Regions from separate parts of the Mus musculus genome. Here regions 2, 3 and 4 are each linked to region 1. The links are chromatin loops, found by intact Hi-C in ENCODE. Cell type or tissue: gastrocnemius. All regions are shown on one strand. Region 1 has its middle 11 kb from the start of Cited2. Region 2 overlaps Reps1 (RalBP1 associated Eps domain containing protein). Region 3 overlaps Ect2l (epithelial cell transforming sequence 2 oncogene-like). Region 4 holds the start of Txlnb (taxilin beta).

What was found. Peaks named below come from ENCODE experiments on the same cell type or tissue, not always from the same donor. Only the 100,000 strongest peaks of a DNase experiment are listed, where the experiment ranks them.
Region 2: it touches region 1 in a loop (2.5-fold over the local background); 3 of 42 quality-filtered maps call a loop at or near these places.
Region 3: a loop joins it to region 1, with 15 times the contacts of the local background. A loop is called at or near these places in 29 of 42 quality-filtered maps.
Region 4: a loop joins it to region 1, with 8 times the contacts of the local background. A loop is called at or near these places in 12 of 42 quality-filtered maps.

What each region holds. Positions count from the first base shown.
Region 1 is chr10:17,730,176-17,738,175 of GRCm38, forward strand. No RefSeq gene overlaps it. Among named protein-coding and RNA genes, the nearest start is that of Cited2, 11 kb to the left of the region's middle. In gastrocnemius, a CTCF peak has its summit at 3,067 (motif pointing right); DNase peaks (open chromatin) are centred at 2,348 and 3,078; H3K27ac peaks cover 1,663 bases.
Region 2 is chr10:18,103,422-18,111,421 of GRCm38, forward strand. It overlaps Reps1 (RalBP1 associated Eps domain containing protein), which reads left to right. Exons shown (of 20, transcript NM_009048.2): 9 at 733-854; 10 at 4,247-4,327. Among named protein-coding and RNA genes, the nearest start is that of Reps1, 51 kb to the left of the region's middle. In gastrocnemius, a CTCF peak has its summit at 4,232; no DNase peak of the experiment used is centred here.
Region 3 is chr10:18,192,762-18,200,761 of GRCm38, forward strand. Ect2l (epithelial cell transforming sequence 2 oncogene-like) reads right to left here. Exons shown (of 22, transcript NM_001370991.1): 3 at 7,161-7,273. Among named protein-coding and RNA genes, the nearest start is that of Ect2l, 14 kb to the right of the region's middle. In gastrocnemius, a CTCF peak has its summit at 4,750 (motif pointing left); DNase peaks (open chromatin) are centred at 4,739, 5,051 and 5,320; H3K4me3 peaks cover 523 bases; H3K27ac peaks cover 233 bases.
Region 4 is chr10:17,791,171-17,799,170 of GRCm38, forward strand. Txlnb (taxilin beta) reads left to right here and starts at 5,049. Exons shown (of 10, transcript NM_138628.3): 1 at 5,049-5,251; 2 at 7,918-8,000. The coding sequence starts at 7,931. It overlaps Gm20655 (a long non-coding RNA gene), which reads right to left. Exons shown (of 5, transcript XR_871470.3): 2 at 1,784-8,000. In gastrocnemius, a CTCF peak has its summit at 5,000; DNase peaks (open chromatin) are centred at 3,004 and 5,077; H3K4me3 peaks cover 3,572 bases; H3K27ac peaks cover 4,319 bases.

The DNA.
Region 1 (8,000 bases):
AACCTGAGAGACAGAAGCAGGAAGATCTCTGAGTTTGGAGCCAGCCTAGTCTACAAGACTTTCTCAAAGTTTTCTTGGATGATGGGACACCGATTTTTAAGACGGCAAGAATCACACTGTTTAGGTTGCCTGGGACCAAATCTATCAAGTTCTAAGACAGTCAAAACTACACAGAGAAACCCTGTCTGGAAAAAAACCAAAACATTAGTTGTCCACAAAGAGTATTTCTATCCATTCATTGGTATTGCTATTTCTTGCAACGTGTAGTTTTGGACTTGGTTTGCAACCCCCCCCCCCACCCTACCCCAATGCACACAGGATTAAGCTGTGAAGCCAAACCTTTAGGCTGCCAGGCAAGCACCGCCCTGCTGTAGTTATTTTGCAAAGCTCTGTGACAAAGGTTGACTGAGACGTCCCTTCCAGGGTTCTCTCTCCATGTGACTGCGCTGCCTCTCCAGTGCCTAAGATAACCATCCTGAGGTTCTGAGATCCCTGTGTTGACAGGGATCGGTTCTTAGAACCCCTCTAAGGGGTAAGTCATGAAAGAAAGAAAGAAAAAAGCAGTAACATGAAAAAGAATTCCACACGGGTTATGAAAAATATTTAAATAAATAGGTTAGTAAAACAAAATAAAGGGAAGTCTCCATTGTGTTTTTTTTGGGGGGGTGGTTTTTGGTTTTGTTTGTTTGTTTGTTTGTTTGTTTGTTTTTCAGATTTTACTCGGGCAGTGGGATGTGGGCTTTAAGAGGGCAAAAAGAACGCTCTTTAGGCTTCATAGGACTGAATCAGAGAGAACAATCATAACCGATCTCGTCCTTGACACTGAGTTTCTTGTGGCTGGCTCAGTTGAGTGCGTACTGTGCTTCAGAAATTGGAAGAAGGCGCCTCACGCGTGCACACTTCTCTAATACAGCGGTCCCGCAAAACCCGTATCATCCCAACGTAAGTTAAGAATGTGGCATTCAGAAAAGAAGCGATTTGCTCCAGGGCGTGGGAGGCTGCGGTGGGACTTGGAGATGGTGCTTACACAGCACTCTTGAGATAAGCCAAGACGTCTTAAGATGGCACCGACTGCACAGGAGAAAAAGCTCTATATTAGCCGTTCTCAACCCGTGAGTTTCAACCCTTTCACGGGAATCTCCTAAGAAAACCCTTAGAAAACGCAGATATTTACATTACGGTTCAGAATACTAGCAAAATTAAAGTTAGGAAGGAACAACAAAATCATATTAAGGTTGGGAATGACCACAACATGAGGAACTGTATGAAGAGGTCCCATTATTAGAAAGGGTGAGGACCCCTGCTTTACATGGTCCTCAGCTATAAAGCGCACGGCTATAAAACAACTACAGATGTGTCTGCCCATTCGATTACACATTTGACCTTTTAGGAGTCTCAAGATATGGCTGTACACGTTTCCAGACCCAGTCAAACTATTCTGCAAGGTACATGTGACTCTGAAAGAACACGGACTGTCTAGTGTAAACCTTGTTTCACAGTTTTAACCTTGCTAGAACTTCAAGTACGATCAAAGCGAAGTACAATAGGTTGTAATTTTGTTTCCCTTTTTACTGAATTCCATGTTGCTGAATGCGGCCCCCTTTCCAAATTAAGCTAATGTCTGGGGTTTGCCAATTCTAGAACCCGATGAATAAAAATGTTTGTGGTTAAGTTCTCCCAGGTTGAGAAAAAAAATGACCACTTTGTAACTTGCCCCAGTGGCTGATAACAATTATACCTGAGTATTGATTATAATTCTCAGAATGATATTGTGTAAGAAAATGAATCTCTCAAGACACAAGAAATGGCCACACCATTAATCCCAGCACTTGGTAGTAGAGGCAGGCAGATCTCTATAAATTTGAGGCCAGCCTGGTCTTCAGAGGTAGGCCCAGGACAGCCAGGACTACACAGAGACTCCTTGTCTTGGAAAAGAAAACTAGTGGAGATGTAGCATTCCGTCAGTTTACACTTACATGATCTTCTTGGACATACCCACACTGTCTGCTATAAGGGTGGCCCACTGGCTCTCTTGCTCTCTTCTGCCACATGAAGGGTTCTTCTATTAATAGTTGTAGTGAAATGAATAGTAGACCAGGATTAAAAAACATGGGCCTTACTCTGCAACTAAATAGCGGTGTAATTTAATCACTGCTGGCTTAAGTTTCTCCATCAGTGAAATGAAGATGTTTAATTAATATAACGTGTATCCAAATTCTCATGAAAGAAGCATTGGCCTACTCCTATCGTTTTTCTTCCTGTGGAAAGATGGACTACGAGGTGCTGCTTCAAACCCTGTTACAGCGTTTCTTGCTTTTCTGTTTCCAAGGTAAATGGGAGCCTGGCGATGGGCCACGGACTTGATTCAGCTGGGCTGATGCTCTGAGCGCTGAAGTCATCTCTGTAAACGTTCCCTACATTGTCATAATAACATTATACTGTTGTTGTCGTCTGCTGAGATTTACTGGCCTTCAAACAAATATCCAAACCTTACCAGCCATGAAGGATTTCTTGTGCACAACACTTTTAATGTTTTAAGTGACTACGAGACAGCCATTGCCAGTACAGTAGTTCCAATTATGTGTGCTACAATTTTTAACCAACTCTTCATTTCAAGTTCTGCCTCACATACTCCCTTACATATTAATAATTTGGTTACTCGGGACTTAGAAATAAAAGGCATTCAATCAATAGTGGGGCTCTGACTTCTTCAAACAACTCCCCCTGATCCACGATTATCATCACCATCACTTTTATTGTTATTTAATTCCTCAGAAAGAAAATTCTATAATTGAAGCTAACTCAGAAGAAGCAAAGCAAAACTGTGAGTTTTAAGCAGGAAAGAGCTAACAGTCTATATCTGTTTGTCTAGTTTCTCTTATCCAACTTCCCACCAACATAGGCCTCCATATAGCCTCAGTTACTTGGATAGATGACAGACTGATATGTTAAAACTAGTTACACAAAAGGAACTGTGCATCATGTGTGTAACTATCCAGGAAATGACTCTTGATTTTACATGCTAAAGTGATGCTTCTAGTACATGGAAGCATTTCACTAACTGGCCACCAGGTGGCGCTAAGGTCCTATCAATTTTATTAGCACTTCCTTCTGAGCAGCTACCAAGACTAGATTGACACTTGCTTCAAGAATGTATCTCCACCCGATTTGTTTTTAGTGAACCATAACAAATTCGGTATGACCTACCATAAACTTCAAAACAGAACCAAGTCAAAGATGCCTGCACACACCCTTCCCCACCATCACTTCTCGCTACAGTCCACCAAAATTAGAATTCACTGAAGGTGGCCTTTTCCTAGGGGCTTCTTCCTTTTTGAAATATTCTCTTCCTGACTTCCTTTCACTCAAGCGCCAGTGGCTCAATTTGATGCCCTGCTAGGAACATTTTTATCTTAAGAAAGACTGACTGAACAGGAAGAAAGTTTGAATGGCAGGACTTAGTGTATTAGTCCAAAAATAAGTATTGGAAAGCGTTTGTGCCTCCCTCTACCTTTGTCTGGTCCTAAAATCACACCTGTTTCTTCTCTCATCCTGCAAGCCAGCCAGCTCCAAGGTCAGTTTTGCTCCTCTGCTAGGTCTTAGATATGGATATTGATTCCCGTTTCACCACCAGCCAGTTCCTCCATTACTCAAGGTTCGGTGATTTTCATCTGTTGTCCCTCTGCCTAAATCGAGTGCTCCTCCCCAAGATTCAAGAGACCTTGGTCAGACTTCGTCCTGCAAGTGAACAGATCCTGGACACTACTTTCTTTTCCCCCATGGAACTTAAAGCTCTTCAACCTTACTCCAGTTTGCCCCTTGGTCCTTGGTGTGCGTGCGTGTGTGTGTGTGTGTGTGTGTGTGTGTGTGTTGACAAATCATTTGGCATTCATCTCATCAGATGATGGCATGATATGGTGTCTTAGCTAGGGTTTTACTGCTGTGAACAGACACCATGACCAAGGCAAGTCTTATAAAAAACAACATTTAATTGGGGCTGGCTTACAGGTTCAGAGGTTCAGTCCATTATCATCAAGGTGGGAGCATGGCAGTATCCAGGCAGGCATGGCGCAGGAGGAGCTGAGAGTTCTATGTCTTCATCCAAAGGCTGCTAGTGGAAGACTGACTTCCAGGCAACTAGGGTGAGGATCTTATACCCACACCTACAGTGACACACCCATTCCAACCAGGTCACACCTATTCCAACAAGGCCACACCTTCAGATGGTGCCACTCCCTGGTCCAAGAATATACAAACCATTACATATGGCTTCCACAGACTTGGGGTTTCACTCTCTTGAGTTTTCTACCACGTGACTTGCCAGGCCCACTCAGAAGAGACCGCACAGTTCCCTTCAGCTTCTCTAAGGACACACGCCTTTAGAGCCCTGAGCTTCAGTGGAAGTCCCACTACCTTGAGGCTGTCAGGCTGTGAGGAAGTCAGGTTACATGGAAAGGCCACGTGGAGTTGCTCCTGCCACCAACACCCACGGAGGTTCCCAGTCGGTGACCTGTGTGAGCCTTCATACGTGAATGAAGATGACTGCCAGCACTTCCCGTCTCAGCTACTGAATTAGCCTCCAACGCTGCGCCTTCCCAGCTCAGACATCATGTGGCAGAGAGAAGTGTGAATCTTTACTTCCTCCCCATTTATAATCCACAGAATTGGCGAGCATGGCAAAAACCATAGTTTGAAGAATCAGTTGGTAAATGCCAGGAGCAACGCTCTCCATGGTTTCTCTTAAAATAAATTTTCCAATTAGAATGTGTTTTGGGTTACTGTCCTTAATTCGACATACAAGCTCTATGAGAGCAGGCCTCTTTGGTTTTGTTCATTGCACATCAGCCTAGAGAAAGCTAACACATTGTACTGGCTAGTTTTGTGTCAACTTGACACAGCTGGAGTTATCACAGAGAAAGGAGCTTCAGTTGAGGAAATGCCTCCATGAGATCCAACTGTAAGGCATTTTCTCAATTAGTGATCAAGGGGGAAAGGCCCCTTGTGGGTGGGACCATCTCTGGGCTGGTGGTCTTGGTTCTATAAGAAAGCAGGCTGAGCAAGCCAGGTGAGGCAAGCCAGTAAAGAACATCCCTCCATGGCCTCTGCATCAGCTCCTGCTTCCTGACCTGCTTGAGTTCCAGTCCTGACTTCCTTGGTGATGAACAGCAATATGGAAGTGTAAGCCGAATAAACCCTTTCCTCCCCAACTTGCTTCTTGGTCATGATGTTTGTGCAGGAATAGAAACCCTGACTAAGACACACATGGTAGATGCTTGGTAAATATTTACTGTTAAATTGACTTTTTTAATAATTGAAATCATTGACTAAGAATCAATGATTTTCCCCCATGCTGCATTTTTATTCTCTCTATGGCATCCCTGCTGTCTTTGTTCAGAAATTCCTCATTTCTCCCTAAATGTGGTCTGAACAGATACTGACCACATACGTCAGAAGGTGAGAAGGTAAGAAAAAAATGTGGTCCTTTAGCTCAGGCCAATGAAATGGATCTGATTAGCCATGCTCATACCACAGTAGAGAGAGTGAGCAGGCTGCACCCCGAACCAGCGCCTCGCAGGACTTAAGAATGGAAGGTAGTCCGTGACAGACCAAGAAAGTTGTAGGAGAGAGAAATGATCTAAAGAAACTGTATTTGAGCTGGGAGCACGGACTCTTACTGAAGAGCAGAGGAACCGGTTGGCTGATGTCAACAGACCATGGCACTATGACCAGATCAAAGCCAAACTAAAGGTTCATACTCTAAACATTGGGAGAGAAGGGAGACAGAGGAGAGGCATCTGTATTTCACAAAGCTCCATCTATTTCAGTCCCCATTCGAACCACAGACCTTGTGAGGCACCCGTAGAACTTTCTTTACTAATACGAGTGGCCTTGGAACTCTGTTTCAGAACGCTGCTTTGATTAGACACCGTTTCCTCTGCCCAATAGGCATGGCCCACCCTCAACCCCATAGTCGAAGAACCCTTCACCAAAGATTTACTCTGAGAAGGCTTCTCCCATAATTTCCTCCTTCACAACACTACTGGAATTAAAAATACCTTTATTACCCATACGTTACACAGAACTTCTTCGACTTTGTAATTCACCCCCATGATAGAAATTTTTAGCTGTAATTTATGATTACTCTGATTCTGTTTATACTCACTCTGTTATCTATTCTTAGTCAATGAAAGGGCTGCCATTGATTGGTTAATTCCTAACTTAATGATGTTGGCAGGATCACCGATGATTTTAATCACCTCTCTATAGGGCTCTCCTCAGTGTTGACCCAAACTTCAGCTAGTGGTGGGTACAGTTAGCCAACCTTCCATGACGTGAGCCAGAGAAGAGCTTTTGTAAGCGGAACCATCCCTCCCTGTATCAGGTGCCACACCCATTTCTGAAACAAGCTCTGGGGCAGGGTTATCTTAACCTACCTACAACAGAACAGTCAACAGTAGACAATCTCTTTCTGAAAGTTTGGCTTGAAAGCATAGATTCCTTTATTTTAAAACCCAAAACTGAATAAGAGCTATTTTTAAAATAGTTTTTATATTTTCAAAGCATCTTCATATAAGAAAGATTTATAGTTAATAGAATTATGTTATAAATCACTTAATGTAGGTTTATTTGAAAAAATTAAAGTGTCTTTCTATAAAATGACATTTGTTAATATGAATAAATATCCTCCTTAAAAGAAGAATATGGTCATTATGTCTTCATTTTAAAACCCTTCAAAAAGTCCCTTGTTAAGATGATTAATAAATAATTTCACTGAACTAAGGAAATCATGTATGCATTGGCAGGTGATTAATCTCAGTGCAACGTGAACAGAATCTAGTGTTTATATCTAGTATTTATGAGTAAATTACCAGTAGCTATATGTTCTATTTCCTTCATAAAGCACGTTGGTAAATACAGCAAAGCAAAAATAGATGATTAAGTCAGACAAGATCGCAATAGAAGAAATAAGAAATACCTACAATGTGGTCACCTTATATATCCAAGACACACCTCTGTCTAAACTTTGACTGGCCTACTTCAACATTAAACACTCTTTCTCTACTGTAATCATGCATCCATGTGTGAAGATTCTTATAATCATATCTGAGAATCCTCATAAGTGTATCTGGCCCTTCTCCTCCCCAGCTGTGGCAATAGGCCCAACTAAAGTGGTCAGAATAACTTCCAATATGGTGATTGGTCCATTGATAGGGCATCATGCTAGAAGCACCCGTCCCTCTAAGTATTCAACTTGAGAGCAGATTATCAATAAACTAATCTGAAACTAAAGATGATGGGAAGACAGAAGAGCTCAGTGGGACACAGGCGACTCTACAGGAGCACCCTGGCTCCAGAGCCTTTCATGGTGAGGACGGAGGACTTCTGAGGCCGCACTGAAGTCCACAGGCTTCGCTCCAAAGCAATGTTACTCCTCAGCAGTCTGCCCTCCATGTCAGGGCTTGCTTCTGAGAAACTTCCAAGAAGAAGGACAACACCTATTAGAATATGCAAATTGGGACAATATAATAGGGACTTACAAGAAAAACCCACTAAATGCTTAATGCCACTTGAAAACTTGCCAGCATTATGATTTTCTGTCAGGCATTGTGGAGAACTTAGTGGAAAATAAGCTTTATTCTTAAGCAGCCCTTAGATTCACTGGAGACAAACAGCTTAAACGTTGTCTTCATACAGCTTAGTGATATATCAGATGAGGAAGGCTAAACGGAAGACAAATTATTAGGAGCTCAGTGACTCACAAACATTGAATAAATGAATGGACACATTAAATATATGAGTTGGGTTAGCCGCTTGAGACTAAGTCACACTTACCATGGCCATCTTTCTTTTGTTCAGTATTTCTCCCTGGAGCCCTGGAGATAGCCACTTGTCCCACGCTGTCAAGACTACCTCTCAAGACTGACTGTAGAGTGCACTAGGAATGGGGCATCCTGAGGTAGAGGAAATGAACTGAAAAAGCTACTCCTGTTCCCACCACA
Region 2 (8,000 bases), 370 kb after region 1:
TCAGTGGTAGGAAGAGCATGTATTTAACATACACAGGCCCTGGGTTTGAGCCCCAAGCAAAACCAAAAACAAAACAAAAACCGTAAAAAAAAAATCCAAGACTTACATTTGGACTTGGACTATATGTGGCCATCTGGACTTGTTGCCTCTTGCTCGTGGACAGCTGCTCCGTTTGAGGTGTAGCTGTATGGTAACTGGAAGGTTTTAGAGAAAATGTTACTGATTTGGCAATTTTCAAAACAATTCCAAGGGAAAACTGAAGAATTTTGTTTGCTAGAAAGCATTTTGTATTGGGGAAACCTGACTTAAAGTTTATTTACTGTGGGACATCACAAGCTTTGACTGCAGCACATAGGGCAATACTCTACTTGGCATTAGAGGATCCCCAAACTCACTGGAGCCGAAAGTGTAATCTTTCAGCCTCCTTGCTGAAGAGTGCTCCGTGGATGTACTTTGAGAGGAATCCATCCCTGTTATCAGAGAGCTACATCTATCTATCTCATGTTGTTCTTTTGTTTACTTCCAACCTGCCTTTCTTTTCGTGAACAGTTTGGGATCCATCATATTAATTAGACTATAAATAATAAGTATTATCTGTTAAAGTATCTACTTTGAGAAGGAAATTGAGAGTATAAATTACCACTTATGCAAATTTATCTGTTAGTTACTCATAAGTAAATCAGCCAAACTAACATATGTTGCTGATGGGAACTTTCTGTGTCTACCTTGCAGATGTGGGGGAGCAGCCAGGTGAGGTAGGTTACTCAGGCTCTCCTGCAGAAGCACCTCCAAGCAAGTCACCGTCGATGCCGTCCCTGAACCAGACATGGCCAGAGCTGAATCAGAGCAGTGAGGTTAGCAAAACTTCCCTTTCTCTGCTTGAAATTAGCTTGTTTACGGGAAGAAGTTTCAAACAGGATCGCTTCACCGCAGGATACCTCCAATACGCACACACACCATAGGATTCGTCCAGCACATCACATATCACGGGATTTCTCCAGTATACACACACACAGTGTACACACACACAGCATGGGTCGTACAGTCGAGGACCTCAGGGAAACAGTGACAGAAATCCTACTAATCATGTGGCTTCTGAAGTTTCTGTACTGTGTACACTATCATATGGTTTCCACCATCTTCCCCACCATCACTAAAGCCTTGGGAATTGGGTAGGGCAAACACATAAATTGAAAGTCAAAGGGGAGTAACTTCACCAGATCCCATGTCCGGGGTGATTCAAGAGCAAGATTGATGCAAATCTTTTGCTGTTTCATCAGCTGCTGTCTACTGAGTCTATGTAATATATATATATATATATATATGGTATATGAAGATATATTTTTGCAATCTTGCCATGAAGTGATACAAGAGACAGGTCACTAGTGTAGCTTTCTGCATGAAAAAAAGTATTTTCATGCAACACAAACTACTTATAATTAGTTTTATTTAATACAAAATGGAGGCTAGACATGGTAAGCACACACATTTGATCCCAGCACTTGGGAGGCAAAGGATCTTTGCGAGTTTGAAGCCAGCTTGCTTGGTCTATATAATGAGTTCCAGGACAGCCAGAGATGTGTAGAGTCCCTGTCTCAAAACAGCAAAAGAAAATAATAATAGTACAAAATGAAGTAATTTTACTATATTAATACGACCAGTAGTGTGCAAAACAGAGTAGGTAAAAGCACACTGCTTCCCAGCTCCTGGGCTCAGGCCTTAGGAAACAGTAAAGAGGACACTGGTAGAATTAAGAGGAAGGGCCTAAGCGCCCACCCCGTTCTGTGCTCTGGAGAGCTTTCTGAAGAAGTTCTCTTTGTTACCTGAGTTTTATATCTACAAAAGGAGATTTGTTGACTTGTAGGAAAGCGAGCGTTTTGCTCTTCTGTCTTTTAAAGCAGGACAGTATTTCGTTAAAGTCTTACTAGCTTAGGGCTGCCGGGGAAGGAGAACTGGCAGTTCCGTGTGACTTTGCCTTCTGAAGACTTAAGAACAGCCAAGGCAGCTCTGCCATTGCACTACCACCTCACCAGATGCAAACACGTTAGCACACATGCCTGTGAGGAGGGACGGAGTAAGACCTGTAAGAATTGCTAGTAGAGATAGCTTATGCAGAGTAAGAGAGGTGTTTCTAAAGCTGCACTTAGGTTTTTAAAAAGCAATATTAAGTTAACAGAATGCTTCAGCCCTTTACGGATTATACATAAAAGCAATTCTTCCCAAAGTATAAGGAGTCCATATCCAGGCGTGATCTGGAGAGATGGAGTAAATATACTTTTCAGTTCTGATTTTAGGTGCATGCATTATCCCTCTCAAAAAGTTCTATCAGGGTTTTTTTTTTTTTTTTTACAATGCCTAGTAATAAAATCATAAATGACATAATTTTGCTATGCATATTTTGATATGGAATTTATGCTATGCTTAAAAGCTAGTAAAACAATGATTTTAAGATGCTTTGGTAGTAGCTATTAAAATATCTACTTGGAATATAAATTTAGGTTATATTTTATCTCCCACAAACCCAGTATTATTTCAGTGTTTATTTAGTACTGATGGATATAGATGAGGTGCTATGAGAGAAAACACTAAAATCCCTAACTTTTTAAAGCACTTTTGATATGCCAGTCTCTTCAAAAGACTTTTCACCTGATTTACTTAGTCCCTCACAGCAGTCCTGTGAGGTCGGTATTACTAATTTCATGTTAAAGATGGTGAAACAGGAGCACAGAGAGGATGTGTAACTCAGCCAAGTCCATGCAGCCCAGCCAGTATGCCAGTAGTCAGGTGCCGGAGCCCATAGCTCTTAACGCTGTGCTTGTCCTGGCGATGAGACCCACTGCCTTCCAGGGTGCTGAGTTCTGCGTGGAAGCTGTTTTCCATGAGGTAGAGAATTCAGTTCCTTCTAAATCCGTGTAACAGTAGTTATTGAGGAAGAAATTAATTCTATTACCAAATTCGTTAAATTGGTTTCTGATGTGGAAGCCCATAATAAAAGTGAACTGTTGTAAGCTTTTGTCACAACTTTGAACTAACACTTTTCTCTTTGTGACCTGTAGGATAAGTTATTGAATGCTTTTATTAGCCATTTTTTGTGGATAATTTTCAGCAATAATCTCATTTGTTAAAGCTTAATTTCTACATATCTACTCAAATTGAATATCACTGTTTTAAATAGAAAGTTGAACTTTGAAGCATAAAAATATATATACTCTTACAAACTGAATTTATAAGAAGGACTTTGGTTAATGAGGTAGTTGTGTCTGTGTGTAAGCATTCATGTGTATATATTGTATATGTGTAAGTAGATGTTTCCCTCAGAGGGCAACTTATCATTTTTAAGAAGCAGATTTAGTAATAGTTATAATACAACTTTGATGAAAAAAATCTGTACTGTTACTAAGATCTCAAATGGAATTTCCTACAATTAATGTTGACTTATCATTCCACCTGTTTTAAGAGGTATGATATTTCTTTGTGTACCTCTCTTAGAAAGTAGCTCTTCCCGTGCATCTCCTGTGTATAACACATACTCAGGCAGCTGCTCGATGTGCTCTCGTGGCTGCATTCTCACTTCCTAGCATGGGGAGGGGCCTGATTGGCAGCTCTGTCTTGTGATCTGGCATGGCCCTGTTTGTAGTGCTGATCGCAGAGGTTGACTTGCTACAAATTGATAAATAAGCTAAAACGTTATTAATTCCAGAATGTCTTGCATCTTATCTGTTATATTTTATTAAATATGCATATGTATAAGATATGTGCACGTTCATAATGGACTCATCTTTCAGGGGTCGCACTGGCAAGTCGCACTGAATGCTCCATGCTGATTAGAACCTGAGCTCCTCGGCTTCTGTGGATCAGTGTTGTAACTGGGGTTTGAGCAGGACCTGAGTTAAGCACTGTTCTGGTCCGGACGACCCTGTGCGTTTCTACCTGGTTGCCATTTCCGTCACCTATGCTCTGTCTCCTTTACGGTGTCTTGAGTGTTAATTCTGTACAAGTTTTAATCTCATCCATAGAGATTACATTAAATTTTTACTGTACATTTGCTTATGAAGGTGTTTGCCTTCTGTTTATAAGATGGCCCAGCACAGATAAGTATGAAGTGATTATGGGAATTACAAACTACAGAATTTTGTCGATCCTGCGAAATGCATCTTGCAGTGCAGCCTCTGAATGACTTGCTAAGTCTTCTCCAGTGCATCTACTGCATCTCCCGTGCTGACGTGTCTCTCCTCTGTCTGTCCAGCAGTGGGAGACATTTAGTGAACGCTCTTCAAGCTCACAAACTCTGACCCAATTTGATTCTAACATTGCACCAGCTGATCCTGTAAGTCAATCACTTAGCTTGCTTGTTTGAAATTAATTTTATTAACCCAATATCCATCATTATGGTTTTTACTGATATGCATGATTCAGTGTAGTGCTTAGAGGGAAAGTTGGCAGGCCTTTGGGGTTTTTTGGGTTTTGTGGGTTTTTGTGCTTCATAGTGGAAGAACATTTTTGCCATTCTTCATATTTTGTAGGTTTTTTTGATGAGAGAAAACTTTATGTTTATGTCTGTAACGAATATTTTTGTGATAGTCGATCTGGTTAGCCATGTTACATCTGCTAAGTGTATGTTTTATGAAACATATACTGCTTGTTTCAATTACATATTTTATTTGTATGCTTACACATCATGTAACATGTACTCTGTATGTAAATATTTATGCAGTGTCATTTTCAAATATTTCCAATAGCATAACTTTCGTTTCATAGTGTGTTAAGTTTAGCACAACAAAAACAAGCTGATTTATAGTTACACAGTAGTTCTGTAAAGCATGTCTTGTCTCTGTGATTTCCTGTGTCACTTGAAAAAAAATGCTACAAAGTTCGTATCCTGATTTAAAAAGTTAATTCTGTTCCTATAGAGTCACACCCCACCTGTCCCTCAAATGCTGGAAGACATTTAAACTATAGATAGAAGTTGCTCTCAGGGTTCATCCTTTACTTGGTCTTTCTCTCTTTAGGACACATGCTAATACGCATACTGTGTGTAAACAAACAAAACACAAAAGGAAGCAGGAAGGAAGAAGAGTTTAAAAGGTTTTTAAATGATCAGAGTAGAGAAAGTGACACATGGCATTCATGCCTCTGCCCCACACTGGTGGCCCAGTGTTAGGGTTTGAGTTGAGAGCCACACAAGCCAAACGCCGAGCTCCATCCTCAGTGCAGACACATTCTCTGTAGATGTTTCTGATCTCAGCCAGCCAACGCTTGTTATTCTTTGGGGAAAGTGGCATTAAATACTGCCCTGGCGGCAAATTAACGAGGCCTTGCTGTGCTTTACGGGATGGCTTTATAGCTGTTCAAACATAATGTATGGGTAGTTTTAAAATGTAGACCTGTATTGTTCCCAAGACCAGTTAATACTGGATTACCCCTGCATCTGCATCTTTTCTTACTAGATTCAAGGCTCTTGTCTTTGATTTTAATCTCTGAACATTTAAGAGAAATAAAATATTGAAGTTTTTGCTACTTGTTAGCCACATTTCTGGTCTCTTGGGACATGACACGTTCTGTAATCAAGTTTACCTTTAAGTCTCCTTTAGCTTTAAGCTTTGGTTTTGGTTTTTGGTTGTTTTTTTTTTTTAACTCCCTTGTTATTAACATAGTTTAACTCATGAAAATGTTTTATGAATTTTATGAATTATGAAAAGCTTGATTTTTTTTTTCTAACCCTTAAAAGACAGAAAATAATCATTGATAGTATTAACACTCTTCCAGACAAGGCCAGAACATTATTTGGGGAGATTTTTGTTTAGTTATTTGTTGCTTTTGGTTTTATTTTGAGACAGAATCTTGTTTAGCTCAAGCTAAACTTAACCCCTATGCATGCATGACTGGTAGGAAATGTAGAAAAAATACTTGATGTTCTTATTGTATCTTAGAAATAAAGTCCAGATTTATAAGTGCCAACACTGGTGCTAAAAATGATATAGCTCAGCAGGGCCTGGTGACACATGCCTGTAATTCTAGCCCTTTAGTGCTTGAGACCAGTGATCCTAGGCTACAGAGAGAGACTCTGCCCAAACTTGTTATACAGCTCAGTACTTTCCATCATTATCTAGAGTATGGCATGAAATTTTGAGAAAATAAGAGATGTTTGTTCATTAAGATTTTAAACTTGAATTTAGACTTCTAAATTTGGTCAAATGTAGGTGATGCTATTTAGAGTTTCAATTAGGAGACTCTACTTTCAATTAATTGTGTGCCCTTATATTGTCGTCTTACACCTCATTTAATACCCAAGTATTGCCTGTCGATAGACCACAGCTGTAACTACAGTCTTAGATTAAACAGTCTTTGTGAGACTTGAATAAACCAGGGCTGCAATTAAGTGAATCTGGGCATCATGGAGGGGTGAAAGCAAAGAAGAGTACACTACTGTTCTGGTGTGAATTTAACATTTTTATTGTTGGGAATCTTTAATGGAGTGGTTTTAAAAACAAAAATGTTCATTGTTATCTGCTGAGTAACTGTCTGTGACCAGGCAGGCTCCACACTGATCTAGTGGCACAGTGCAGCAACTCAGAGGCTTGTTGGGATGGTGCCGACTGGCCTGTCATCTCTAGTGAAACTGAAGCTCTGGCGAGCTCATTTCCACAAACTTGTCTCTTCTTGAACAATTATCCAATAATTAGTAACTTCTAGTAGAATAAGCTTCTGCTAGGGTGAATGTCACCAGCACACCAAGGAAATGCTAGACTGATGACTAGCATCATGCATGAGTCTTTAGACTGATTCATGCCTGTTCTTGATGCTGTAGAACTGAGGGGCTCAGCATATTAAAATAATTTGATCACCTGTTAGAGCCAGGCAACTCACCTGGTTTGGTGGTATCACCTCTTTGATAATCTATAGAAGTAAAAGATGCCAGAAGTAAGATTTCAACCTTAAAGGAACCAGTTTAATATTGTTGGTTGATGATCATAATGCTAGTCATGATAATTATCAAAGTTGATAACTGGGTAAACTATAGGCAAAGAAGGGATTGGCTAGCTTAGCCCAAGGTGCTTGGGGAAGTTATGGTCAAAAGAAGGTATGTTATTTGTATAATGAATTTTTTTAAGCTCAAGGACCCTTTTATTAGCATTTAAAAGGGAAATGGCCGAGCGAGCAAACTATAACTCAGTGGCACTCGGCTTTTCTAATGTTGTTGCCCTTTAATGCAGTTCTTCATTGTTCTGACCCCCCAATCATAACTTTATTGTCATTGCTACTTCATAACTATAATTTTGCTATTGATATGAATTGTAAATAACTGTGCCTTAGACAACCCCTGTGAAAGGGTCGTTTGACCCTTCCTTGTAGCTGTCAGGAAGAGGGAGATGGGAAAAGAAAGAGGAAAGCCATGTCTTAAAGTTAGGGTCTAGAAAGGTAGCAGGTTCTACAGTGGAGACTGGCAAGCATGGCAGGAGAGGTGTAGACTTCAGAGAGAAGTGGGAAGTTTCCACCTATCTGGCACATCCAGGCTTTGGCCAGTAACTGAGAGAAAAAAAAAATTACAGGAAAAGAAAGTTAAACTTCTGAAAGGTGGGCAGGCTGCATGCCAGAGGCTCTGTAAGTTCCCTGTATATCATGATGAAAAGTGGGAGTTTCTTCCTTCCAAGCAGAGACTATCATGAGCAGAGTAAGTTCTGCATAGTGATAGCATATGGTACACATATGGGGGGGGGGGGGCTGAGAACTAAAGAGTGATGTAGAACCAGATGGAGATCTCTTAGTAGGCTAGACTAAGATCAGCTTCACTTGGTTTCAGCTAGAAGGTAGCACTGAGTGTCAGAATGACATAGGCAAGGAGAGGCAATTGTGCAAGGTGACTCAGCTAACAGTGTTAAGAAGTGATGGGTGAAAGAGACAGTGAGCTCTTAGCAGTAGAATGGCGAGTAGGCAGGGGTAGATTAGGTAGAAAGGAGTAATCAGATGGAGGGCAAGTGGCAAATACAGAGAGGGGCTGA
Region 3 (8,000 bases), 460 kb after region 1:
AGAGACAAGGGACGATTTCCGTAGCAGAATTTTCCCTGTCCTATCACTGTATATATTAGTACAACAAGAAGCCTGTGATTGGACATGGAAAAGAGACATAAGAGTTGCAGAGACAGAGAAGGAGGAGACAGGTAGAGGAAGGAAGGAAGATGGAGCAGGAGGAAGACGATCCAGATTCTGTGTGGCTTTAAGTAGCCACAGGTAGCTGTGACTATAAGAGGAGGATAGAATAACTGGGGTAATTTGTCTAATCTAGGTGGACCGCTTGTATCATTAATTGTCTCTGAAATTACTGTGTGGGCATCTTGTGAATTGAGAATGTATTGATATATAAATCTGACTGATTCATTATAAGATTCTAGAGTTTTGATTTACTGGGTTACTGGAATTTGGGACCATCAGCCACAGGGGTTTATGGCTGAGAAGGTACAGGAGGCTAGGAGGCTGGCAAACTGAAGAAGGGAAGACTGCCTAGCTAGAGGCGGCTCGAGACCACAGGGCGGAGAGTAGCTGGGTGTAGCTCGGGAACTTGCCATTCTTTTAAATATTTCCCACAACAGTTTCCTGCCTTCCACATCAATCACACTCTCCTGTACACTGGAGATGTACTGCGGCTAGCTCTCGACATAAGAGCAGTTTAGACAAACAAGGTACCGTAGGTGATAACATCACGTGTGTGGTGGTTCTACGTGATTCAGGGAGACTTTAAACACAATAGAACTGAGCCACTGAGAATGTAGGGACTGAGAACTTCCATGCAAGACTTGCTTAACACGTCCACTGGTCTCCACCTCTCCCCCTACACGACAGCTTCAGGAGTCTGGTTTCCCCTTTGCTTTTAAACTTAACCATTTCTTGTTTGGGAGGAGCCTAGAGAGATGGCTCAGTGGTTAAGGGCTCTGAGTGCTTTTACAAAGGGACAGGCTCTGTTCCCAGCACCTACGTGGTGACTCACAAATGCCTGTAACTCCAGTCCCAGAAGATTCAATACCCTCTTGGGACCTCTGAAGGCAATACACATTTGTAGTACACAAACATATATGCAGGTAAACATACCCATATATATATAAAATAAATATAGATAAATAAACTTGCAGGTTTTTTAATAGCTTCATCAATCCCTACAAAACGTCTCAGCCGTGAATGAGGATATTTTATGATTGCTCTAATGGTGTAGAGCGTTGGCGGATGCTCAGAACATGGTCCTTAGTGGGAAGGAAGAGACAAAATGACCCAAACTTCCAGACTCTCTGCCTGTCCAGATACAATAGTTGGCAGTACAGAGGTACGCCTTGTCTCTGAACACTGCCTGCTCCTTTTCTGACAAAGTTCTACCTTCTCAGCTCCCGAGCCTTCTCCTTTGTCCATCTGGGTGGGCTCCTTGGTAGAATCTAGTCTTAGCAAAGAACATTGCTAAGTCATTTCAGAACAAATCCCAACGCTTGATACTTGATCACCCTGGAAATCTGATCGGGTTCCTGATCCTTCGGTGTTTGGAGGAAGAGGGGAGGGAAGGTGTCTGATCTTCTGCCTGTCTCCAGCAGGAGCCTGCTAGCTTCGTTTAGACAGAATCCCCTCGCCTCATGGTGATTTCCAGCCACTCTGCTCTGTCCTTGGCTAGAATTTTTACCTTGCCCATGTCTTCAGTTCAAGTCGCATCCTTCCCTGGTGACAAAGCCCACAGCAGTGATGGCGCTAGCAAGGTCCTGAAGAGTCTGTTCTCGTTCTGCTTTGGTGTTATACCATCCCTGGGCGATGCTTGTTCTTAAAACAACGTCCCATTGCCACGTGCAAATGCTCTCCTTTAAAATGAGTTTCCAAACTCAAGGAGATGCTGCTGCGCTGGGCTCTAATTGAAGCTGGAAGTATGTTGTCTCTGAAAAACTTCACAGCCAGGTTTCTTGACAGACTACACCAAGTGAGATTTCCTCACCCAACGGCTTGCAGGGGCCACACGGAAAGAGTAAGTGAGTGGATTAGAGAGGACATGGGTGTTCTTAGTATACAGGGATGCGTGCGTTGTCCTGCCCCTGCCCACCCCCACGTCCATTCTGCTCTGGTGAAGACGGGTGACCAGACGTAAGATCTCTTGGGTTACTCGTGACCTTCCTTCTTTCTTCTGTCCCTCCCCTCCCCCACCGCCCGAAAACGCAGTTGCATGAATGTTGCCACACCCACCCAAGAAGGCTACAAGTTTAAACTTCTCCAATTCTGGAATGAAAGGCCTTTGTAAGAAGGCAACGCAGCAGCAGACGCAGCTGTGCAGAAGCAATTTAAAACCGGTCTCACCAGTGCAGCAAGGAGAGCAATTCACAGCCCTCGAAGGTGTCTCCAAGTGTGACAGAGACAAACAGCCCAGCGGCCTTCAAAGGTCAATTTAGTCAAGCAGGTGGGGGGGGGGGGGGAGGAGGGGGCGGGGCAGAAAAGTAGACACCAGCAGGAACCTTGAGGCCTGCTGAAACATGAGTGTCATGTCCTGGAGAAACTTCATAAGGGAGGGATAAAGACACTTCCTGTTAAAAGGAGGAAGACTGGCCAGAGGGATGGTTTAAGAAGCTAAATAAATAAATAAAATCTTAGTGATTATAAAATTCCTTTAAAAATCATTCTAGGAGCCGGGCATGGTGGCGCACACCTTTTATCCCAGCACTCAGGAGGCAGAGGCAGGCAGATTTCTGAATTCGAGGCCAGCCTGGTCTACAAAGTGAGTTCCAGGACAGCCAGGGCTAGACAGAGAAACCCTGTCTCGAAAAACAATAAATAAATAAATAAATAAATAAATAATCACTCTAGGGCTGGAGAGATGGCTCAGCGGTTAAGAGCACTGACTGCTCTTCCAGAGGTCCTTAGTTCAATTCCCAGCAACCACATGGTGACTCACAACCATCTGTAATGAGATCTGACACCCTCTTCTGGTGTGTCTGAAGACAGCTACAGTGTACTTACATATAATAAATAAATCTTTAAAAAAAAAAAAACAAACAAGAGAAAGAATGGGAGTGGAGCTGGGGTGGGGGAGGGGAGAAGATGGGAAGAAGCTGGAGGAGGGGAAATTGGGACCAGAAGATAACATATGAAAATGAGGATTTCAACAAAGAAAGAGAGAGACTGTAAAACAAACAAACAGACAGACCAGAACCATAGCCTCTGTCATGAGAAAAAGTACTGTTCTACAAATACAGTAGAGTTCGCCCCAGACTTCAAGCAGTTAAGTGATGTATATTTTTCATATTTATTATGTTTACATTTGGGAGGAGAAAGACTACAGGAATAAGAAGATTAAAAAGAAACACTGAATAAATAACCAAAATTTGATGGTTCTGTTACTGTTACAGCCACTCATTTCAATCCCCAATATATACTTCACTTCATAGCTTTCATTTCTCCCACTCTGGGGACTGAACCCAGGCCCTCGTACACTGGAGGCAAGTATTCTAAGCTCTTTTGTATGAATGCTTAAGAAAAATAAAAGGGTCAAGAAAAGGCCCCAGGTAAAGGCACTTGCTGGCAAGCCTCACTACCTGAATTCAACCACCTGGACCCACGTGATGCAGTAAGATACCAATTCCCACGAGGTGTTGTCCAATCTCCACACTCACGCCCTGGCTCGTGCCTAACCACCATCCACTACATACACTAAATACATAAATCTGATGAATACACAGAGCCTAGAAACTGGTCTAAAATGGAATTTTAAAGAAAAACAAAACTAGGAAAATAAAAGTTCCTCTTTAGAAAAATCCGGATACAGGTGTTCAGAGTAGCATTATCTTCAACAGCCTGAGGGGGAAACAAATCAAATGTTTACCAACTGGTGACAGTATGAAATATTATAAGTCCACAATATGGAATGTTTTTTGACAAGAAGAAAGTAGTTAAAAGTGTGCTATAAAATGGATAAACCTTGACATTTTAATACATGAAAAAAAAGCTACAAAAAAAAATCACCTATTACCTGGCTCTATTTATATAGAGTCCAGAGGGGGTACATTTAGAGAGATGGAAGTAGACTTGTGTTTGGACACATCTGGAAGGACAGGTGATAAGGAGTGACTATCATTGACTAGGGATTGACTGGGAATGGTGGAATGTGTTAAACTTAGATTATATGAGGACCACAAAATTCTGCCAATATTCACTTGAGTCCTTCAACTGCCAAATGTTATTGTACACAAAAATTATATTTCGGTAAGGATCATTTAAGGGAAGCTGGTTGTATTAACTTGTTAAAACAAACAAGCAAACAAACAAAAACGAGTCGAGCTTCTAGATCTAACTAAAATTGAACACAGCCCGAATGGGATTAGACTGTTAACCCAGTGTGAGCCTCTAGAAAGTTGAGGGCCAGGTAAAAACCACCCACGTATGCAAGCCTGAGACTGGGAAACATGTGACTAGGCAGATCGTGTTCAATAACAAAAACAATCACTACAAGTTAAAGACGACCCCAGAAGGACAAATCTAGAAACCAAAAACTCCCACCCAGCTTCCTGTGAAATCGGCAGCCCCGAGCGCGTTAGCAGCTGCGTGAACTATGACTCACTCGCTCACTGATCTCTCTGTGAGAACGCAGCTGCTGTTAAAGGAAGCAAAGAACAAACCAAAACAAAAACTACACAACAGGTTGGCTCCACATTCTCATTCCACAGAAAGAAGCATTCAAGCGCCAAAGGGTACAGTTTCTAGGGACAGAATGTCAGGTTAAGCAGCCTCAAAGTACCACAAGATCTCTAGTGACCTCTGGTGGTCAAAACTGAAACTGCTTGGTTCATGGTCCCTGAGACTACAATGTGATAATGGATGTGAATGAAGTTTGGTCTGTCTGTCTGTCTGTCTGTCTTGTTTGTTTGTTTGTATCTATTTTCTAGAATGCTGGAAGGTAGGGCAAAAGGAATCACAGAAAATGACTACAGTGAAATGTGCCTCCCCCTGATCGTCAGACAGCTACTGAGCAGCCTCTACGGGGCTGCGGAGATGCTCGGTGGTTAAGAGCACCTACAGCTCTTCCAGGAGCCTGAGTTCAGTTCTCAGCATCCACACTGTACAGCAGCTTACAAGCACCTGTGCTCCATCCCCGGGGGATCGGACATCCTCTTCAGGCCTCACAGGCACCCCCTCCATAGACACACACATATAAGAATAAGAAAGTATATCTTCTTTAAAAAGAATCTTCACAATTTTGGCCCTGAAGAGGATGGGAACTCCACAGGAAGACCAACAGTGTCAACTAACCTCGACCCTTGGGGCTCTCAGAGTCTGAACCACCAACCAGAGGACATTCATGGGCTGGACCTAAGCCTCCCCACACTTGTATGTCGCAGATGTGCAGCTTGTTCTTCATGTGGGTCCCGAACAACTGGAGCGGGTGCTGTCCCTAAAACTGTTGCCTGTACGTGGGGTGTGTTCTTCTCACTGGGCTGCCTTGTCTGGCCTCAATGGGAGAGGAAGCGCCTAGCCTCGCAAAGATTTGAAGTGCCAGAATAGGGGGCATGGGGGACACACCCACACAGAGGAGAAGGGAAAGGGGTAATTAGGAAAAGGGCAGTTTGAAAGCAATGATGAAAAGCATAATGAAAACCATAATGAAAGTGGCTAACCCCAACTGTCCGTGAAACATACCCAGAGTCTCCCTAAACAAACAATAGGAAATAAGCCACTTCCTGGAGTCCCCTCTGCAGGTGTGGCAGAGCTCCAGGTCTCTGTCCACTAGTTAAAGAGTGTCAGTCTGGGGACAAAGGACTACATCTCAGAAATGCCACTCTGTTAGGATTGTTGGCCGAAGACACCAGTGACTGCCCCAGACAGACTCAAGGGGACCTCTTTGGAGATGAATCCGGCAAAAATCATTCTCACAGAAGCTGCTACTACCCAGCTAGGTCCTCCAGTCAGGTCCAGGCACACTGAGGGGCTTTCTAGAATATTCTGGTTACACACACATCTTGAATACCTCCAGTTTCGCTGACAGGAGTCCATATCTAACACTCAGCTGGCTAATTAATAAATAAGCTACTGGCTGCTCTGACTGTCTCCTGAGTCTGATGTTGGCTCTGCTCACTGGAAAGTACCTGAGAGTAGCTGAAGCATAGCGACTTCACAATTAGAGGAAACTAATAACCTCTAGTGTTCCAGATCAGAACACTAGCTGCCCTGGCTGTGATTTCAACTTACCAATGTCACACTGTCTAAGCCAAAGGGCAGTGGAGGGATAGTCAACCTGGGGATACCTGTCTTGTCATAACCCTCAAGGCCACTAGTATTGTCCTTTCTTATGTTTTATCAGTCCCAACCCAGCATTTAATAATCATTTGTGAAATGTCTACCTATGTAGCAGACATTCATCTGGCATATATTGTCTGTCCGATAGCTCCAAAGAGAATTTAATGGAGCAAGAGAATAGAGCAAACACTGACAAGTGTTTGTAGAAATGGAGCAGCCTCCCCATGGTATGAGGCTGTGAACCTCCAAGGCTCTGCTTCAGCCCAGAGACAGAAGCAGGCGCTAGGAGAATCTGCATAAGCCTTAAAATAACAATTGCCTCCGTTTTTTACAGGGAAAAGAGAAAACTCCTTAAGGGTTATATAAACATTTTACCATATTTTGATGCCATTAAAAAATCAATAATTACACCTGAAAGACCCACAACGTGAGGACTCCCCCACGTTCTGACTCAGGAGAGGCGACACCCCAAAATCACCCACAAGAAACGGTCTTGCTGCAAATTGCAAGAGGATTTTTATTCAAGAGCGCTCTCGGGCCTACGGTCATACACCACGCAGGGGTAGAGGACCGTGGTGCCCCGAGTAGCTGGATAAGGGGGTATTTAAAGGAAGAAACCACAACTCAAGGAAGTGGGGAGGGCGTTGTTGGAAGATACCAAAAATACCAGTTAAGAGTCACAAGGAAGTACAAAGTCACAAGTGTCAGGTTATCTCTCAAGACAGTTTCTAAGAGCCCCTAACAATCTAAGAGCCCCTAGCAATAGCACCTTTGCATAGTGGGTTCCAGCAATGGTCAGGGTGGGTCAGGGTGACTTTCTTTGAATGAATACTCCTTGAACCCAGGAAGTGGGTGGGTGGAGGAATGTCACTATCTGTTTTATGATTAGCATACCTTGGAGCACTGAGTTTACTAATCTTTCAACATCAGCATGCTATTTTTACCTTAATTGTGATTTTGAGCATTGTGAAAGAATCACGAATAAGAATTCCCGCCGTTGCTTGTTGGTCCAGAGGTCAAACCAGTGACTTATGAGAGTAACTCTTTCCTGAAAGAGCTGGAAGAGAGGAAAATGAGGTCTCCCTATCCACTTCCATATGTTCTCAGTTGCTAAGCAACAAGTCAAATAACAACCTCATAGCTAATATTTACATTATTCATGACAGTTTACATGTACTTTCACATAGGCTGTAGGGTTTTTCCTTTCAACTTAAAGTGCTTTTATCTAGCAATACAGGCAAGCCAAGGCTTGTTGGGTGGGCCGGAGGAAAACCTAGGAGCTGGGTAATTACTGGGGAGCTAAGGGGATCCCCTGGAAAACAAAGGGTAATGATGGGATCCACATCTCTTGTTTTTACCTAGGTTAGTGTAGCCTAGGGCCAGAGTCCTAAATGTTCATCCTGTCTACTGACCCCATACACTGCATCATGGGAGCAGGACCGGTTAGTATAGATTTGGTTTTCTTTTCTTCTAGCTTTGGGGCTTCATAATATCCACAAAACTAAAGATTGGTCATTATTGCACACTGCCATTGTGAGCTGTGTCTCCAGGGAGGTCAGCATCCCTGAAAGCAGGATTTCAGCTCTCCTTCACTTATGCAAAGACACTGATTCATTGTCTTGATTGTAGACCAGTCTTCCCCACCCCGCCCCCAGCTACATCCACTCTCCTCCCATTATGGAAGCAGCTGGACCCACACGAGCTGCTTCCATTAAAAGCTGGTGAGATCGGTCTACTGTTCAAGGAATTCTTCTTGAATCATTTTCCAAAGCGCGGGTGCTGCA
Region 4 (8,000 bases), 61 kb after region 1:
ATATTTACATAAAAATTAAAATGATATTTTTGAAAACTTTGAAGGTGTAGACTTATATTTTGTGTATTCTCAAGGCGTATTTTACAATAAACAGAGATGTATTAAGTTTTCTTCATTTGTCAGCCTAATCAAAATTCTGGGCCATGGGTGGATTCTTATGAGCTACACCTTTATGAAGACATGTGACTCCATTCTGGATGTTTTGGGTAGCTATCATGTAGCTGTTATTTTTCCCCTCGTTGATTTAACTCACACTAATAAGATACCGTAAGTTCCTACAAGTTAGTAGTCTTGGAAGTCCAAGATCAAAGTGTAGGCAGATTCCATGTCTCATGAGGACTTAAAGATAGCCAGTATATCTTGCCAGTATAACCTCATAAGAGGAGGGAGGGCGTTTCCTCCAACCCTCTGCAGAAAGGCATTCCCAACTGAAATTATATGATGTGCATCCAAATTGCCTAATGACTTCCCAAAGGCCTTCCCTAATCTCCCAACATCACTCTGGAGGAAATATAAACACTCAGAAGAAAGAGAGCAGGAGCATGTATCTGTGCAATTAAATCATGGCAAGCTGTATGAACAAACCATATGTAATAATTTTAACGGATCAGATGTGGAGGAAATTGAACCATTTCCCACTGTGCATTGCAGAAAAATAGGAGGTGCTCAGACTGACTAGTGGCGACACTCTATTCATGTTCCACATTACAATTTGGGTTTAGCAACTATTATCTGTCATGTAAATCAACACTGACAATTTGAATAATATTTATTGGTTTTGTCAATAAGCCAATAACTGGAGATTCGTTTCCTCTCTCTAGAACAAGAGAGCAATGGAACAGTTCCTTTAGTTGAGTTTCTAACACTCACAAACTGGACTTTAAAACCTGAGACAGAAGGCCCCAAGTCTTGAATACTAGAGACTTACGATGCAACAGAATTCTGAGACAGGACACACTGAAGTTTTCAAGCAGAAAACAGTACTTTTTTCATGCCAGCACTGGTGAAGTCGGCTCATGTCTAAAGGCTGAGCTCCAAGTCCAGCTGTTTCATTAGTTCCCTCTTATCTCCCTTACATGGTAAGGTATGTTGTGATTGTGTGGTCTGTATTACAGAGTTGCGACAGAATCACACATGCACACCTAGACACTGGTCGTGCTATGCTGTCTTCCCTTTGGACTGGGAGAGCCCTCTCCTCAATGATTTCAAGCTGTCTGAGCCAGAAGGTTATTGTTCTAACTACTCAAGGTGAAATGCCAGTTGCTCTTAAAGCACCAACACAGCACGTGTGACATCTCCTAAATTTTGGTGTTGGCAGTCTCAGCTCCTTACCATCAGAAGTTGTTTCTAACTCTTCCAGGAACTGTGTCTCACAATCCTTATAATCTTGGCTCCTGCCTCTGGCTCTTCAGAGTCTCTTTTCCTTTGTCTTCCATAGTCTTGGCTTCCCTGCTGTCCCCCAGTACCCTCAATATCCTTAATCTCTTACAGATTCTGTCCTTGGTAGTGCTCTGACCTCTTTCAGCTGACTCTTATAGATATAGCTTGGAGCCTTGGGTATCAGGGCTCATCGCTCTGGAATTCTTGGCAGCCTCCATCCATACCAGCATAGCTAAAGCCACAGTTAGAATACCTGAGGACTTGACATTCCTAACCATCCCAACCTATCCTACTTGTGATAAAAATCCCAATCAGCCAAAGACACCACTCAAGAGAAGACTTTATTAGAGCCAAATGTTGTAATACCAGGGAACAGAGCATGGTGGAAGTTACGCAGACTCACCTGAAAAGAGTAGTCTGTTTAAGCAGCCAGAAGAGGGGCCCAGATGCACATGTTCAGTCTGATTCCACCACTCCTAGTTCCACATATGCAGCTCCGGATTCCACCTGACTCAAGCCCTACACAAAGACCAATGATCGGTTCCCCGTCCACCAGTCACTGGACTTTTTTTTTTTTTTCTGAGTCACAGCAGGAGGAGATGCTGAGCTCACCAAGGTTTGTCTAGCCTTGTTATCTAGAGTCTTCCAAATCTTAGACAGATTGTGTGGGAAGAGGTCCCGGCTGGAGCATGGTCTCCCAAAGCAGACCTTGTTGGCGTCAGTTCCAATCCTGATCACAATTGTTAGTGAAGCTGAAGTTATGTGATTCCTGGAGGGCCAGAGAAGTTTGTTTGTTTGTTTTGTTTTGTTTTGTTTTGTTTTGTTTTGTTTTGTGTTTAAGAGTTGAGATGCCTCTTACTCCACACAGCCACGTTAAGGTAGAGAATATGTCAGCTGTCAATCAGTCAAGCAGCTGACTGAACCACACCTGACATTTAAAATATCATAGGATGTTTACAACAACAGCAACAAAAACCCTAGGGAACTAGCATTAATGGTGTTTAGCAACACACAACTCCTATGCAAATATCTTTAGAGAGAGTTGGGTCATTCTGTGATTCAGTTTTGTGGAATTTTAAAGTGATACATATATGAAAATGTATATTTTATAATAACTCTAAGAAAGGTTAGCCAGGTGGTGGTGGCACACGCCTTTAATCCCAGCACTTGAGAGGCAGAGGCAGGCAGGTCTCTCTGAGTTGCAGGCTAGTCTTGTCTAAAAAGTGGGCACTCACTTTGAAACTTACAGAGAAACCCTATGGAGTGGCAGGGAGAAAAGAAAGGGACAGGTATAAGAAAGCTATGCCTGTTTTCATGTTAGTACATATTGTATGTATATATACACACAATAACATAATAAGACAGTCCTGTCATTAGATTTCCTCTTCCATTAGTTTCAATGGAAACTATTTTGTTAAAAGGGCCTGCACCTCAAAGTGGGACTTTTCATGGACCCCACCCCCAGCTGTATAAATAATGACATGGAGTCAATAATATTTTAATGCCTCAGCTTGGCAGTCTCCCAACGACTCTAGCTGACTAATTCTGGCCTACATCTTGTCACATGGCCAGGTCTACCTCTCTGCTCCGGCCTGAATCATCCCTTCTGTGATCCCTGATGAACCTCCTGCATTTGATTGCTTCTCCCGAAGTTCCTATCTCTGCCTGGAAGTGCCGCCTCCTAGTCCCTGCTCAGCTATTGGCCATCAGTTTTTTATTACATCCAATAGGCAAGGAAGGAAGGATGAATGTTTGCAAAAATATGAGGCTGGCGATGGGCCACGGAAACAACAATACCAAGATGCGACGAGTACTTAGCTCTCTGCAGGTACCCGTTAAACAATTGATGACACAGAAACATACCTTCACAAAATGTACCCTAACAGTACCTTATTTAAAATTGTTTAGAACTGATCTGCACTTGGAGATCTGATTGAGTTGATTGCTCCAATCCAGGATGTGCTGTCTTCTGATTTGTGGTGTTAACCGAATATTCACGATGTGAGGATTAAGGAGAGAATATTATTTTCTTTCACCAGTTTCATTGTGTTTGCCATGAAAGGCCCGAAATTAACCTGTAAACCCCAGTTGCCCAAGGACCAGGTAACTTCCGGGAATGCTGGGAGTTGTAGTTCTCAGAAAATAACAAAGCCTCATAGGAAACTATGATGGCCTATAGGTCATCCTTATAAATCCCTGCTACACAGGCTCAAGGCCATTCCAGCTGAGAAACTCCAGGGAATGGTCCTGATTAAAGTCGAGGATTTGGTGGTCAGTATTTAATATTTAATAAAGCTAGCTTTAATTTGCCCGGAGCTGGTGGACTTGGGGTTTTTTCTCTGGCAAATCCCAGGATTAACAGTCACTGCAGTGTCTCTGTCAGAGTTTCTCCTTCTCAGGCTGCTTCTTCCCATCATGCCTTTCCTGCACCCCTTTTCAGCCCTTTCTGTGATTGTGACTTACAGCACCCCGAGCTCAGGAAGTAGGGAAGCACTTGGGAGTGGGGTGCACGTTAGCTTCCGTTTCATTCCCTTTAACAATCTGACACTGAGGTAGAGGCTTTTTAAAAAACGTGAACTTACTCCTTTACAGTGCTGGAGGTCAAAGTCCAAAATGAGTTCCATGGGGTCTGAGGTGAAGCTGTTGGTGTGGCTGCATCCCTCTGGAGGCTTGAGAGAAGAGTGTTTTGTTGCCTTCCCAGCTTCTAAGGCTTCTTATGCTCCTCGACGCAGGACCTTACTCCATGACACACCCCACTTAGATCGACAGATCTGATCTGATTCTCAGCCTGCTTGCCTCATTTATAAGGACTCTGTGATTAGTGGTCACCCTCAGATCATTCTAGATGACTCTCCACCCCACAATCCTTGACCACATCTGCAAGTCCCCTCTACACGTAAAGTGCCAGATTCAAGGGCTGGATGTCTTTGGGGTGACTAAATTCTCAGAGATGCTGTGCCAAGACTAAATCTGTTTTGGTAAAACATGGAAATACATTCCCCAGAAAGCTTAAGGCACCCATGAATGGCTATGAGTTAGGAGGAAGCTAACAAGCTAATCCTTGTTTCTTTTACACAGGATATTAAGCCGTTCCTCTGACTGTCCTGGAAGTCACCATATTGACCAGGCTGGCCTTGAAGTCACAGAGAGCCACCTACCTCTGCCTCTAGGCCCTAGGAAGGCATTTTTAGGATGAACAAGCTGATGAGATGTCAGCTCTGGACACAGCACACATGCAAAGACTACCTAAACCACAGTTCCAAAAGCCACCTAAATGTGCATTTCAAACTTTGCAAAAACAATAGTAACAACCACAAGAAAGCAGTGTCCTCAGAATTAGTGTCTCTGCCACTTCTCCTGTGCTGTGCCACACCGCATCTTTGGTGGTTCCTAAAAGAAACCTGATACTAACTAATCCAGGGTTGAATCATAAACCCCACGGAGATAAACCAAGAAATAAAAACACTCCTGATGTGTTCCAAAATAACAACAATGTCAGAAAACCGCACCAGGAGGCCATTCATCTGGGTTTGAATTTTAAAGAGGGCTAAACATGGAGAGTCTCACAATTCACCAGCTGCTTTTCTTTCAAAGGATACTCCCCTGGCGACACCTACTGAAGCACAGGCAGACTTCTTTCTTGCTGCGTCACGGGTGTTTCCTTCCCCGCCCCCTCCTTTTGTGGGCGTGTGTGTGTGTGTGTGTGTGTGTGTGTGTGTGTGTGTGTGTGTGTGTGCAGTTTCTCCCTCCTTGTAAGAACTCAGCCCTGCTGCCTGTTCCTGCTGCTGCTGCTGCTGCTGCTGCTGCTCCTCCTCTGACTCTACCACCTCTTTCCTCTCTTTTCTCTTCCTGCTTAGCTCCCTTCCTTCTGGTAAGTATGACAAACACTTCCCCAAGCCCTGAGGGGCAGCCTGTAGCCTGTAGTCTGTAGTGTTCAAAAGTTACAGACGCCAGCAAATGGTAGAAGGGCTTTCCATTGTTCAACTTCACAAGACAGCGGGTGGATCAGGAAGGGATGGTGCGTGTGCGTGTGTGAGCAGCCACAGCTAGCACAGGGGAAACATTCCTCCTTCCCGGAGGGGCACAGAGCCAATAAAGTTTGTAAAAGACAGATTTTAGAGTTTCTTTGTGAGAAGAAACTTTGCTACAAAAAGGACGATTTTAAGGTTCTTTGACTTTGTTTATATTTGGTTTTCCTTCTTGTTAGTTTGTTCTGAGGTGTCTTAAAGAAGTAAATTGTCCTCTAAACAAAATAGGTTACTGTTTTAAAAGAAGGTTGGAGTTTGGAGATACTGCACATCAGTGGAGCATTTGAGGTGCTGAGACTGACACACACACACACACACACACACACACACACACACACACACACATCAACTAATGTGGAACAGGAATTTAAAGAATATCCATAGACCTAAGCTTGAATAGATCACGTGAACATTTTCATGTAGCCTAACCACAGTAAAATGCCCGTGGACTGTTTGAAATAACTGCTTTGAACTTTGATTGACTTCAGATCTCACCCAATGATAATCTCCCCTACACTTAAAAGTTCACATATGGATTCAAACCAGTAAATGGTCACAATTTTTAGTCTGACTGAGAGCCTATTCTCTTGACTTTAGGGATGAAGGGCTAAATGTCAGAACTCATTTTAGAAGAACTTAAAATAACTTCTGGCAGGGCAGCAGGTGACACGTGTCTCTCTGTGTGCTTGGGGGAGGCAGGAGTTATATATAGCAGAGAGCATGGCGAGCGGAGGTCAGGCTCTCGATTGCAGTGGTGGAGACGCAGCCACATTGTGTGATAACCAAGTGATTGAATTAAAAGGAATGACCTTCCTCCTAAGTCCTGGGGGAGCCACAGGTGGGTGGGGACTGTCTCCACACTGTGTCTTCCACTCTCGGGTTGGCAGTCAAGTGTTCAACACCTACTACATTCAAGTGCTTGACACTTGCCCTAAAAATGAGCCAAGGAAGCTATGCAGTTGATAACACAGCATGTTTTTGTTTCCACTGACATGCCAACACAACCGCACGACCCGTGAAGCTAGGGAACGCTGCCATAGTTTTATGCTATTAGTTAGCAGCATAACTATTGCGTTCTATTTGTAAACAAAACGCACCAGAAGTTAAACCCTAAGCCAAATCTCTCCGCCCCTCAGCATGGTAGGAGCAAAGCCCGGAGTCTCTAATGCAATGTGCTGTGTTGTTCCATATTTCCCAGAGGCTCTACTATTATGTGGGTGTTGTTGTTGATGTTGTTGCTGCTGGGAGACAGGATTATATAGCAGAGGCAGGCTAGGGACTCTGTGTAGCTGACAATGACCTTGAACGCCTGACTTGCCTTCCTTTTACAAATAAGAAGTAGACATGCCCCAGCATGCCTGGTTTGAGTCCATATTGCATTTGAATTATTTTTCTAGCTTAAGATATACATTGCTATGTCTTAAAATTCTTACATTTTCCTAGAACTTTTTAAGTTAGAAAATTATCATCTTTTTACTTCAAAGATGAAGTCAGTTTCTAGAGTAAAAGAATGTTATAGAAATTTAAGGAGTTAGTATTATATGTGGGCTGGCGAGATGGCTCAGTGAGCAAAACTGCTTGCTATACAAGCGTAAGGATTAGAGTTCTGATCCTGACAACCATGTGGAAACTTGGATGCAGTCAAATGAGCATGCAATTACAGTGCTGTTAGGGACAGAGGCAGGAGGATAACTGGGGCTTGCTGACTGCCATCCTAGTGCCAGGTTCAGTGAGAGGCTCTTGTTTTAAAGGTAGAAGATGGATGTGACACCAGACATCCTTCTCTGGCCTCTGCATGTACACACACACACACACACACATACACATATGTGTGAAAATACTCATACACATATATACATATGAAAATATATTTCTAAGGATCATCATCATTCATTCATATTACTGACTTATTTATACATTTCTCATTCCCTGTTTTAATTAAAAAACATTAATCTGAAGTTCAAAAACCCTTTTTTTTCTGATTGATAATTGCATGTTGCTTATTATCAGGGAGAAAACACTAGAAAAGCAATTTTACCTAATAATGTAGTAAAATACACAAGTTAAACTTTTTACCTAAAGATTGAAAAATAGCTTATGGATGTAACTGTTACGAATTATTTTTAGTAATCAGAATGGTTCCTGTATTAAATATTAAATTAAAAGTTAAATAAAAATTAAACTTTGCATGAAAATGTCTATGTGCAAGCACTTTTAAGGACTGTGAGGTCTATACCTGAAAATCCTAACACAAATTGACAAATATATTCATAAAAACAATACCATAAATTAACTCAAACAATTTCAACAAAAAGGGGTAGTGCTAAAATGTGAAGATTACACTCAAGATAGGACAGTAATACGACCTGAGTTTTAGTGTCGATGGTATGTGGAAGTTCATTTATTCTGTGGCGGATCCCAAAATTAGGTGGCGCCTCTCTGAGAGATATCCTTATCATTAATATGTAAGTGAAATCGTTAGGTGAACCATGACTGTGCTTCCCACCAGACCCCACTCCCATATGGAGATTAATCATCCTGATCAGCTCTCAGTGGAGCACCCAACTCCCCCAGGGGACAGCTCATCACTCA